3 separate regions of the Homo sapiens genome follow, and regions 2 and 3 are each linked to region 1. Evidence: chromatin contacts called from ENCODE Hi-C or POLR2A ChIA-PET data. All regions are on one chromosome and are shown on one strand. Each heading gives the region's core, a stretch centred on a gene start or an enhancer-like site at or near the end of the contact. The rest is flanking DNA. Distances are from core to core; before and after follow the strand shown.

Region 1 (4,095 bases), core at 728-3,227:
GCAAGTCAATAAACGTAATCCATCACATAAACAGAACCAGTGACAAAAACCACATGATTATCTCAATAGATGCAGAAAAGGCCTTTGATAAAATTCAACACCTTTATACTAAAAACTCAATAAACTAGGTATTGATGGAACGTATCTCAAAATAATAGCTATTTATGACAAACCCACAGCCAATATCATACCGAATGGGCAAAAGCTGGAAGCATTCCCTTTGAAAACTGCAACCAGACAAGGATGCCCTCTCTCACCACTCCTATTCAACATAGTATTGGAAGTTCTGGCCAGGGCAACCAGACAAGAGAAGGAAATAAAGGGTATTCAGATAGGAAGAGAGGAAGTCAAATTGTCTCTGTCTGCAGGTGACATGATTGTATTAGAAAACCCCTTCATCTCAGTCCAAAATCTCCTTAAGCTGACAAGCAACTTCAGCAAAGTCTCAGGTTACAAAATCAATGTGCAAAAATGACAGGAGGACTTTTAAAGTTAAGTCAGAAACTCTGCAAATTGTTCTGGGATAGGGCTGGGCATTGGTGTTTGTCAAGCTCCATCATACGCTAAACAGTAAACCACCAGTGTTGCTGATCTGCAGTCAGTCAGTTCCAGTGTCGAGGAAATGCCAGCGAGCCTGTGACTGCAGCCCAGGGGCTTCGCAAAGAAGCTGAGGAAGGGAGGTGGAAGGGGGATTACCAAGGACAGAGTCTGCCCAGGCAGGCTCTTGTTCAGTTTATTTATGAACGCTTGTGTATTTTGGTGGTCATTAGATAAATGTGCTGCTTTAAACTATCATTTTTTGACATTTTTCACTGAATTCTTAATGTGAAAAACAATTGAGACATGTTAAACCCGCAAAAAGTTGAAACAAGCACAACCTGTACCTTAGAGTTGTGCTAAAACCTCAACACAGTCTTTTGGACCAATCATCCTAATACTGAAACTCAGCACGATGAAGGCATGTTTAAGCAAAAACCTTGTCATAGTAGGGAATGCTAAGAGCTTTAAATAGGTACTGACAATAGCCCCGAGATTCCCCAGGGTGTTCTGGGTCTTCCCTTTTCTTCCTGTGAATGCTGCTGGTCCACTGTTACCTACCCCAACTCTGAGAACAAAATAGAGAGTGAGTTTGAAGAAAACCTCACTTTTATTTTACATCTCAGGCTCTTTGCCCTGTGAAGTAAAAGTACTTTTATGTTTTCTTTATGGTTTTATGAAAATTTTCTAGAAGATAAGCGATATTTCTTCATTGAGTGGCATGGCCTCTCTCGGGATGGTACAACCGAGCTTCCTCATTTAGCGCATCTGTTTTGAGCCTGCCGTGTGCCATGTTCTGTGCTAGGCCCTGGAGAGGCAAAGACACCTCATCTATTGGGAGAATGACAGGCACATGATGATAACATGACTTCATAAATGCCATGAAAGAGATGTGTGAAAGATGGCTGGGAGCCGTCAGTGGCTGGGAAAGATGTGCAAGGCAGCACCAGGCAGGTGGAGACTTGAGGGATTCTGGGGAATTGTTAACAAGCAGGGCATTGGGGCAGATGGCACAGCCTAGAGAGTGCTCGCTCACCGGGAGTCCCCGTGGCTGGGGTGGACAGGAACAGCGAGTGAGATTGCTGGATTCGGGGTTGAGCTCAGGGCAAAGGTACTACAGTTGGACTTACTGCGCTTCAGGGGAGGAGTGGTCTGGGGCCTGCAAAGGATGGCCTGTCAGCTCAGCAGTCTGTGTGCTTTCTAGAGTATTGTCCCCTCTGCATATGTAAAATTTTGCCTGCATGATGTACTGTAGGGTCATCCGCACAGAATGGCAGCGCATTAAAGAGGGAATTCTCTGGAGGAAGCTACAGTGCCAAGCGGCAGCCCATGCCCTCCCCGTCAGAGGGCTCTTTGTCCTCTGGAGGCATGGACCAAGGAAGTGATGCCCCAGCGAGGGACTTTGACGGAGAGGTGAGTGGGCAGGGTTCCGGAGACGTCATGTATCAGAAAGACTAGGGCATCTTCCCAGGCAATCCCACCACCTTGGGATTGGCCTCAGCTGCAGCAGGGTTCGGGGTCAGGGGCCAGCATTCACTCTTGGCCAGCGGGCAGCTAGGCCAGTCACTCGGGCTGCAAACTGCAGTTTTCCCAGAGGCATTCAGACTTCTGGCTTTTGTGTGAAAATACCATCATCTGTAAAGGCCTACAGAAAGGACGGAGCTTGTATGTTCCGTGCCTCTTCCTCAGCTCATAGAAGGGGCTTTATACCGACAGTGAGGCCGCCCCATGGGGTTATTTGGTCAGGGTGGCTGGAGGGGGCGGTGGTAATCTGAGCCCCTTCTGCCTCCCTTTCTCCCCCTCCTTCTCATTAATGTTTTACTTTGGGCCTTACAGGACTCTGACTCTCCGAGGCATTCCACAGCTTCCAACAGTTCCAACCTAAGCAGCCCCCCAAGCCCAGCTTCACCCCGAAAAACCAAGAGCCTCTCCCTGGAGAGCACTGACCGCGGGAGCTGGGACCCGTGAGCTGCCTCAGCACTGGGACCTCTCGCTCTCCGCTCCCTGCCACTCGCCTCCTCTCACTTTCATCTCTTCCCTCCACCTCGCCTGCTCGGCCTGAAAGCCACCAGGGGCTGGCAGCAGTAGCAGGACAGGGATTCAGGAGTTCTGACGACACGACTCTCAGATCCACGCCCCCAGCCTAACAGCAACAACAAAGACAGACTTTCCGTAGCAGCTTAGATTAACGTTGATTTCATTCCATGCACTTAGAGTTGCTTTCAGTAACATTTTACCCCTACTCCCAAAGGTAGCTTAAATAGACAGATTACACAAATGTAAGTGATAAGAATAAGATTAGACAGATTTTGCTTTCACAGTAGAGTCTCATTATAGTCCTAAAATAGCTCATGGGCTTCTCCGCATCCAGAAGGGAGAATTGGTCCCTGGAGTGGCTCACTAAGCTCTTAATCAGCAAACGCAGTGAGTATCAACCTGATTGTTGCCAGGAAATCCTTATGAATTAAAACAATGCATATTTTACTACAGTACAGAGTTTAAATGAATACATAAATGTAGAAGTACTGAATGTATATATTTAAAAGGAGCCTCTTGTATTCAACAAAAGATGGATGCATATATAAGAGAGATGATTTAATTTAAAGAAATATGTTGTTTCTTGTCTGTAATGTAATGTAAAGGGTGGAAAGGCCTCAAGCTCACATTTGTAGAGAGAGAGCGAGAGAAATCAGAGTTCCCTTTATTGCCCTGTCCTCAAACTGGTCATAGGCTCTAGTCACCTGGGGAGCTGTAGAAAACACTTGCAGAGCCAGGTTTTGCTGGTTTGGGGCATGCCCTGGGCACCAGAGCTTTAACATTTGAAGCCACTTCAGCAGCAGCAGCAAAAGGCGAACTCATCTCTACCCAAGATGTTTCTTTTCCTAGTGGTGGAATTTGAACACTTCTCACTTTTTATTGTATTTTATCTTCCGCAGATAAATGTAGAAATACACGATTCTGTCACCTCTGATCCCTTCCATCTGAAAGGTTACAAGGAGTGTTGTAGCTTCTGAAGGTGCAGAAAACAATTTCTAAAAATGCTTTTATTCCTGGGCTAATCCTGTCCCTCCCTAAGTCACAGCGAGGTGTCTGTCCCAGGGCTGGAGATGCTTCCCAAGGAGGAGTCTGTTTTGTTGAGAGTGGGCGTGGGCTTCTTCACATAAGCCTGGGGAAGGAAGAAAAAACGGCTTTCATTACCAAATAATGTAAAACCTCAAAAGCAAGGGCTTCAACAGCCTTAACCAAATATTATTCCCCATAGCCAGTGGAAAATGGATGTGACAACCCCAGTGCGCAGGCCAGAGTGAGTGAGCCCAGCACGGCGCTCCGACTGGCTTCCTCTCTCAGGTGCTGGATTGTGGGGTTAGTGGCATTTCCAGCTGGATTCCTCCTGTTGTAGTTGCCATAAGGAAATGAGATGCAGAATCAGAAGGATCTATTTCTACAGAATCATTTCACCAGTTAAGCACATGAGTAGAGAAAGAGATAAAAATAAAAGTATCTCATGAAGGAAAGAGATTTTGCCTCTCTTTTACTTTTCACCTAAGTTTCTCTGAG
Region 2 (3,986 bases), core at 772-3,271, 370 kb after region 1:
GAGAATAATGGCAACCAGTAGCAATTAAAGATTGCTTTGTGCCAGGCACCATACCAGGTGATTAAAGCTAAGTAGCTTAATCTTTATAAAAAAGTCTATGATCAGCTTCGTCGACCCCACTTTGTAGGTAAGAAAGCAGAGGCACAGAGAGGGTGAGTAACTCATCTAAGATCACACAGCTGGTAGGCAACAGATGCAGGCTTTGAAACAAGGTTCAAAACCTTTCCCTGACTCTGCGCCCTATTCCTGAGCAGTCCAGGAGGTCTCCACAGCAGCGGGGTTTGCCCCGGCACCAGCACTATTCTGGGACTACTGAGACAGCCGTTGTCAAGCTGAGTCCTGGTTTGGGGACCTGGCCAGGCCCTGTGGAGTATGGACAGCTGAGTTGCAGCAACCCTTGGCTCTAGCCCCCAAGATCAACTGGCAGGACTTGCTCTCCAGCAGGACTGGGGGAGTTGGGGTGGGGTGGGGATATGGTTTGGCTCTGTGTCCCCCCACTCAAATCTCATCTTGAATTGTAATCACCACATGTCGAGGGAGGGACCTGGTGGGAGGTGATTGGATCATAGAGGTGGTTTCCCCCCTGCTGTTCTCATGATATAAGTGAGTTCCCACAAGATCTGATGTTTTAAAAGTGTTTGGCATTTCCCCGCCTCGCTCACTCTCTCCTGCCACCACGTAAGACGTGCCTTGCTTCCTCTTTGCCTTCTGCCATGATTGTAAGTTTCCTGAGACTTCCCCAACCATGCAGAACTGTGAGTCAATGAAACCTTTTTTTTCTTCATAAATTACCCAGTCTTAGGTAGTTCTTTATAGCAGTGTGAAAATGGACTAATGCAGGTGGGGACCCTGGGTCTCTCTAAGGAGGCACTGTTTTTGTTCTGGGCTCTCTGAAACCCTTCAGGGGAGCACAACCTAGGCACCCCCCACACCCCAGTCCTCTCTCCTCACAGCAGACTGACTGTGCAGAACCAAGTTTACTCTTTAGCTCACAGGCTGGCTCCCATGCCCTCCCACAGAAACACGGAATATTATCCTAGTTCCCACAAACACCTCGAAACAGTGGACAAGTCATTTTTCTTGCTGTTTTACTGCAACAGCTGTGGCCCGCTCCTGGCATTTCAAGTGCCATGCATGGGCCTGAGATGACAAATTCAACAAGCAAGTGAGAAAGGGAATGGCAAACCAGGAGTGAGAAGATGGATTTCATGCTTTAGCAAGACATGAGGGCTTGCAGGGTTTTTTTTAAACAAGAAAATAACGAGTTGATGTAATAATGACAACAATAATACAAGAGAGGGTCAAAGTGCCATCAGACACCTGTCTCAGTCTGTTTGGACTGCCATAAAAACACAGCACACACTGCATGGCTTAACTGAAATGTATTTTCTCACAGGTCTGGAGGGTGGAAAGTCCAAGATCAAGGCCAGGCTAGTTCAGTTTCTAAGGAGGGCTCTCTTCCTGGCTTGCAGACAGCCACCTTCTCACTACGTCCTCACACTGCAGAGAGCACACTCCTCTGCTTATAAGGCAACTAGCCCTATTGGGTTAGGGCCTCACCTTTATGACCCATTCAACCCTTACCATCTCCTCACACGCCCTATCTCCAAATACACATGAAGGGTTAGGGCTTCAACATTTGAATTTGGGGTCGATAACGGTGCATCTGTTGCTAACTAACATCCTGGACGGTTTCTAACTTCCAACCTGTACCTTTTCAAACTTGTGAATGAGTAAAGCAGTTTTGGGGGGAAAAAGTGCAATGCTAATTTCTGTGGCTTTCAATGTGGCAACATGTGTTTGGGTTATTTTAAAAATAGCTTCTGCAAATTATGGACAAACAGTATCTTACAGAGCCAGTTTGCTGTCGACAGCAGCCCTGTTTTTATTTCAATGGAAAAAAAAATGCCCAATTTTAGTCATGCTTTCTGAGAACACGTGCTGGAGTGAGATCAAGAGGGCCGCCTACAGAGGCGTCTGAAATAGCCTGGCGCCGCCTGCAGAGGCTGCCCCCTTCTGGACGGTCGGGTGCATTACAAGGTGCCCGAAGAAAAGGAAGACGGGTCAGGAGCTCAGCGACGTCCAATCCTGTACCCCCAGGAATGCCCTGGAGAAGAGAAAGCTCCCTTTCTTTCATGGCTTCTCCCAGCCTGGCTACATCTTTGCCCTGGCAGAAAGGCAGTGACCATGGCAATGATGAAGGAATCGCCAAAACCAAAGGTTAGGGAGGGCTTCCTGTGTGCTGGGCAGGGTGGTGCACACTGTACACCGGTTACTTTATTTCATCTGTACACTACTAGCACCCCCAGTTGAGGGGGGTGCTATTAGTGTTATCATAAATACATGTATAAATTAGGAAACATGCTCAGAGAGATTGAATAATTTGACCAAGTTTGCACAGCTAGTGAATGCCAGAGCCAGGATTAGAACCCAGATATAGGGCATGGCGTGGCAGTGGTCGGGTTCGCAGGCACATGGCATGCAGTGTGAAGAGGGCCGTGGTGGGGCAAACATGGGGCTCCACGGAGTACAGAGGAGGCCTGACCCAGGAGAGGGACAAGAAGGTCACTGAAGGGAGGCTTTGCAGAGGACGTGGCACCAGGAGATTGGAGGATGGAGCAGAACATGAAGGTCACAGAGGCACCTCCAGAGCATGCTTCATCTGGAGTCACTCCAGGCAGTGGGAGCAGAGGACCCTTGTGGAGCTGGTGAAGGGGTCAGGGCTGGATCACGACCTGGGGAGCCAGGGTGAGGCGCATGGACTTTCCTGCAGTGACAAGCAGGTGTCCTTGGAGGCTGTCAAGGTGGGGCATGATGAGATCACATTTGCATGTGATGGGGTCACTCTGGCTGCCTGTGGCTTAAAGAAGGGAAGACAATGCGAGGAGATTCATTAGGAGGAGGTCAGGTGAAGCAGAGGAGAGATGATGGGGTCCTGAAGTGAGGTCAAGGCCATGAGCAGGAGAGATGACGATGAGGTTGCATGGATGCCCTTCCACTGTGGCTGTAACATCGTGGGCCTGGGTGTCCCGAGAATGACTGGCTGGTAGGCCAGAAGCATGGGGATGGCCCACCCTGAGCTGGGAGCATGGGAGGACAGGCAGGACTGGAGGGCAGGGGAGCAGGGAATGAGTTTAGTTGAGACACATCTAGTTACAGGTGGCTGTGGGACATCCACATCTGAGGCCAACTGGACACGTGGGCCTGGAGTTCAGGAACCAGACCTGGGCAGGAGTCATGGGGATAGCATCAGAGGATTGCTGGGGCGCAGCAGGCAGGCAGACACACACTGCCGCACTCAGTGAGAAATGCAGAATTGAGAAGTGGATGTGCCAGTGAGTCCTGAAGTTTCAGAATTAAAAGAAAAACATCAGATTATTAACAGAGATTGGTTTGAGTGATGGGATAATGAGTGGTTTCTCTTTTTTTTTTTTTTTTTTTGAGAGTTTTGTTCTTATTGCCCAGGCTGGAGAACAGTGGCGCGATTTTGGCTAACTGCAACCTCCGCCTCCCAGGTCCAAGCGATTCTCCTGCCTCAGCCTCCCAAGTAGCTAGGATTATAGGCATCCACCACCACACCTGGCTAATTTTTTGTATTTTTATTAGAGATGGGGTTTCATCATGTTAGTCAGGCTGGTCTTGAACTCCTGACCTCCTGTGATCCACCCGCCTTGGCCTCCCAAAGGTTTTTCTTTTCTACCTTACAGTTTTTTGCTTACTTAAAAATTTCCCAACAAGCATAATTGGCTTTCATAATCAGAAGTATGTACATGCGTAAGGATTTTGTTCTAGTCACTGTTTTGTGACTAAATCATCCGGAATCCTCCTGACAGAGATGGGCTCCCCTTCCGTGTCCCCGAGCCCTTCTTTTTTGGCACTTATTCCACACTGTGAATTGTCATCATCCTGGCATCCCCAGCTGCAGCCCGGGGCCTGGTACATAGTGGCAACTTGGAACCTGTTAGTTGAAGGAATGGAAAAATAGA
Region 3 (4,060 bases), core at 756-3,255, 440 kb before region 1:
CTCTTGTTGCCCAGGCTGGAGTGTAGTGGCACGATTTCGGCTCACTGCAACCCCTGCCTTCCAGGTTCAAGCAATTCTCCTCCCTCAGCTCCCAAGTAGCTGGGATTACAAGCTGTGCCAGCACGCCCAGCTAATTTTTGTATTTTTAGTAGAGACAGGGTTTCACCATGTTGGTCAGGCTGGTCTCGAACTCCTGACCTTAGGTGATGCATGCACCTTGGCCTCCCAAAGTGCTGGGATTACAGGTGTGAGCCACCGCACCTGGCTCAGGCTTTGCATGTCTAACAAGCTCCCAGGGGACGCTGATGCTGCTGATTGGGAACAACAGTTTAAGAACCACTGATTTAGGAGACAGGACTGGTGGTTGTATCTTACCTGTGGGCTGGGGTGAAAATAAAGGTCAAGAGGGGAACAGATGTGGTGTTTTGTACAGTTCTGTGAGTTGTTTTTTTTTTTGTTAGTTTGTTTTTCGAAGAGAAGTTTGCTGTCTGTCACCCAGGCTGGAGTGCAGTGGCTTGATCATAACTCACTGCAGCCTAGAATTCCTGGGCTCAAGGGATCCTCCTGCCTCAGCTGCCTCAGTAGCGACTGGTCTCAAACCCTTGGGCTCAAGCAATCCTCCCACCTCAGCCTCCCAAAGTGCTGAAAGTACAGGCACCAGCCACTGTGCCTGGCCCAGTTTTGTGTTTTTACATATGCTTATAACTTAGCAGTACACGATTTCCATTACTCCGTGCTCCAGTAGTTGTGGGAAAGAGAGGCACTGTTTGGGAAGGGGCACATCAGTGTGTATCCCAACCCAGAAGCTATATTCTCTGCTCTTATAGTGACCCTGTCCACGCCCTGGTTGGAAATCAACTTGAAATTTGCATCTCTAGATTTTTTTTAAGTGTACTAATACGTGTCTCAAAATTTCACAGCACAACTGGTGTTCGAAGCCATGTTTTGGGGTGTCCTAATTCTGCCTACCCATCTCACTCTCTGTTCCCATGGCAGCTGTGCCCTACCAACTGATTGAGTGTCTGGTTGTCACCTGTCCATGTCACCCTCCCAGCCCATACGGGACCACTCTGTGGGGGCTCTGCAGCAAGCCTCGATGCACTGTGGACCAGCTGGCTGTGTCCCAGGAGTTCTTGGGGACCTGGCTGTCTCCTGATGTGATTTAAAGTTTGAGTTATTGGTGACATTAATGCAACTGCTCAGGAAGTAGAAAATCCCCAATATATATGTCCTGTGCCCTTTTAGAGAAAAGGAAGAGCTTAGGGGTGGGGAGGAGAATTCTTTGTTTTCATTGCCTACTACATTTCCCTAAATGATCCCCACTTCTAACATTTAGCCCTGGGAGGAAAATTCCCAAATAAGTTGTAATAGGAATCTGAAATCTTAGCCAGCAGGAGCAGAGGGAAAAATGTTGGTAATCCGCTATCTTTTTTATCACGTAACAGTCAAACTTTATTTTTGCTATGAGACTTTATTTTTAGGGTGGTGAATAGTCTCTGTAGAGGGTGATGGCTTCATTTTTATCCTCTCTGTAAGACGGTAATGCATTCTGCACAAACTATACTGCGTTAATATTTCTGCCATTAGTAACTTCTCATATATGAGAAAGTTAAACAATATCTATCTTAAAATAATGTTTTGTCTTATGTTGTACACTTTGAGAGTGTTTTAGAAAAATCCCTCTGTCCTCCCTAATGTTACATAATTTTTTTCTGCGTAAATTAGACTTTATTACTTTTTCCCTGCCAGAAATCTTAATCTGGGGGCATTTTTTATGAATGATGGAGAAAATTTGGTGCCTTATCTGGAGAGATAGAGAGATATAACTATTGGCCATAGGAAAAAAAATTTAACGGTAGTCAGTGTTCCTTGGAGTAGGTTTCATTTGTGTTTTAATACACTTCGCCATTAGATGGTAGCACAGTAATAGACATAACGATTTAGGGGTAGAGGCACGGTCTCGTCCCCCATTTTAAATAAGATCAGAAAGGTCTAAGTTGGTTTAATAGAACCATCAGATGGTCTTCGTCAACCCCAACACCGTAGATTTGGGTCTAGGACCTTAGTCCTAAGACTGTGGCAAGTCAGATTGGGGGTGAATGTTATAAACAGGAGCATTGGTTTCAGGTTGCCCTGTTACCTCCAGATCTGGGATAATTATCATTTAAGCCTAAGAATGCTTGGATGGGTTGGGGGTGTTGTTCTGAGACTCCTTAGCACAGCTTTTGGCCTCTCTTTTTCTCCCCTCCCCCCTCCCCTCCCCTCCTCTTTCTCTTTCTTTCTTTCTCTTTTTCTTTCTTTCTTTCTTTCTTTCTTTCTTTCTTTCTTTCTCTCTCTCTTTCTTTCTTTCTTTCCTTTCTTTTCTTTCTTTTCTTTCTTCTCTTTCTTTCTTCCTTTCTTTTCTTTCTTTTCTTTCTTTTCTTTCTTCTCTTTCTTTCTTCCTTTCTTTTCTTTCTTTTCTTTCTCCTCCTTCTCTCGCTCTCTGTTTCCTTCTTTCAACAGAGTCTTGCTCTGTCACTCAGGCTGGAGTGCAGTGGTGTGATCACAGCTTACTGCAGCCTCAAACTCCTGGGCTCAAGCGATCCTCCCACCTCAGCCTTGGAGTAGCTGGGACAATGGGCACACATCCTCACACCTGGCTAAGTTTTCGAAATTTGGATGTCGAAATATATAATTTATTATTACCTCATGACAGAGCTATTGTTTATCCAACATTCAAATTAAATACATTTCTTTGAATTAGTATTGAATTTTCTCTTCCTTGTGTCTATACTTTCCTAAATTGATGTTTAAAAAACACACAAGGGCAGTGTTTGGCAACTTCTCTCCCACATCATTTGTGACCTGGGAAAGGGAAAAATGGCTCTTCTCCAGTCTGTTGGTTTCAAGGGTCAGCTGCCCTTTGACATCAATGTCTTCCTGTCTTCTGCAGTGTCATAAGGTATCATTAACAGGAATTCCGTGTCCCAAGGGGACAAAAGAAAACCAGGTCAAGGGAACTTGCATGGAAGCTTAAACGTTTTTAAGAATGGCAAATTTGGCTCCATTTTTAACATAATTGAAAGACTCTCTAACAGTATTAGAAAGCTAATGGGGCTATACATGGCTGATAGAAATAGAAAAGAATCCAATTCGACCTAGTTTCCATAAAGATAATGAGTCCAAGAAGAAAACAAATCTGGAGAAATAAAGAAAACAGAGCGGATTTGATTTACAAACATTTTCCTGTTTTTGGAGTTAAGGTGATGGAGTCTCAGTGGGGCTCCACGGGTCCTAGACTTGCCAGGGCAGTTCATTCCACCTCTGTGGGAGCCTGCATCCGTGCCCCCAGCACAGTTAATGCTCCTTTAGGAACTTGGCACTGCCAATCCCTCATTCATTGGGCCATTGCTACAGGGTGTTTCACTGTTAACTCACAGCCTTCTCCCTCTTCCCCTACCCTCTCCGGGGACCATCATAACTGTCACAGTCAGAAACCAGCCCTCCACATCCCGAGTCTGGGGCTCTCACCAATCCTCCTAGTCTGGGTACATCCCCACTACTGCAGGGAGAGTTGCCAGCCAGATGAGCAAGGACCTAGACTGCCTATTGGGGGCAGCCCTGCCTCAGTGGGCCACTCTCTAGCCACCCAGCCAGTGTCCCCATTCTGAGGAACACAGACCCACTCATCTCCTTCACCTGTTAGAAAATTACTTTTACTGGCCGGTCACGGTGGCTCACGCCTATAATCCCAGCACTTTGGGAGGCCAAGGTGGGTGGATCTCCTGAGGTCAGGAGTTCGCGACCAGCCTGGCCAATATAGTGAAACCCCGTCTCTACTAAAAATAGAAAAATTAGCTGGGCGTGGTGGCGGGCACCTGTAATCCCAGCTACTTGGGAGGCTGAGGCAGGAGAATTGTTTGAACCTGGGATGCAGAGGTTGCAGTGAGCCAAGACTGTGCCACTGCACTCCAGCCTGGGCAACAAGAGCAAACTCCGTCTCAAAAAAAAAATAAAGAAAGAAAATTACTTTTCCTGAGGCCAGGTGCAGTGGCTCATACCTATAATCCCAGCAGTTCAG

The links. A loop is a pair of places that touch in the nucleus more often than their neighbours do. ChIA-PET counts read pairs that join two places held with the same protein, here RNA polymerase II (POLR2A). Pooled maps may share reads with other maps.
Region 2: a loop to region 1 is called in a map with no recorded cell type, with 4 times the contacts of the local background. The contact joins two enhancer-like sites. A Hi-C loop is called at or near these places in 2 of 168 maps with a recorded cell type or tissue (PC-9 and endothelial cell of umbilical vein), 2 of 37 single-sample maps with no recorded cell type and 10 of 50 pooled maps.
Region 3: a loop to region 1 is called in a map of IMR-90, with 5 times the contacts of the local background. The contact joins two enhancer-like sites. A Hi-C loop is called at or near these places in 12 of 168 maps with a recorded cell type or tissue (Caco-2, Calu3, IMR-90 and 8 more), 9 of 37 single-sample maps with no recorded cell type and 17 of 50 pooled maps. POLR2A ChIA-PET finds 5 or more read pairs at or near these places in 1 of 52 experiments (BJ).

Annotation. Positions count from the first base shown.
Region 1 is chr1:226,992,678-226,996,772 of GRCh38, reverse strand. CDC42BPA (CDC42 binding protein kinase alpha) reads left to right here. Exons shown (of 37, transcript NM_001394014.1): 36 at 1,793-1,950; 37 at 2,374-4,095. The coding sequence ends at 2,505. Among named protein-coding and RNA genes, the nearest start is that of COQ8A, 54 kb to the right of the region's middle. RefSeq lists silencers at 1,958-2,104, 3,219-3,419 and an enhancer at 2,982-4,095. Within about 2 kb of position 1,977, at least 3 of the 41 ENCODE cell types and tissues checked have a DNase peak (open chromatin) inside an H3K27ac peak, as active enhancers do; they include dorsolateral prefrontal cortex, where a contact is called at or near this core.
Region 2 is chr1:226,624,671-226,628,656 of GRCh38, reverse strand. No RefSeq gene overlaps it. Among named protein-coding and RNA genes, the nearest start is that of ITPKB-IT1, 48 kb to the left of the region's middle. RefSeq lists an enhancer at 618-717. Within about 2 kb of position 2,021, at least 2 of the 41 ENCODE cell types and tissues checked have a DNase peak (open chromatin) inside an H3K27ac peak, as active enhancers do.
Region 3 is chr1:227,435,741-227,439,800 of GRCh38, reverse strand. No RefSeq gene overlaps it. Among named protein-coding and RNA genes, the nearest start is that of LINC01641, 44 kb to the right of the region's middle. Within about 2 kb of position 2,005, at least 3 of the 41 ENCODE cell types and tissues checked have a DNase peak (open chromatin) inside an H3K27ac peak, as active enhancers do; they include dorsolateral prefrontal cortex, where a contact is called at or near this core.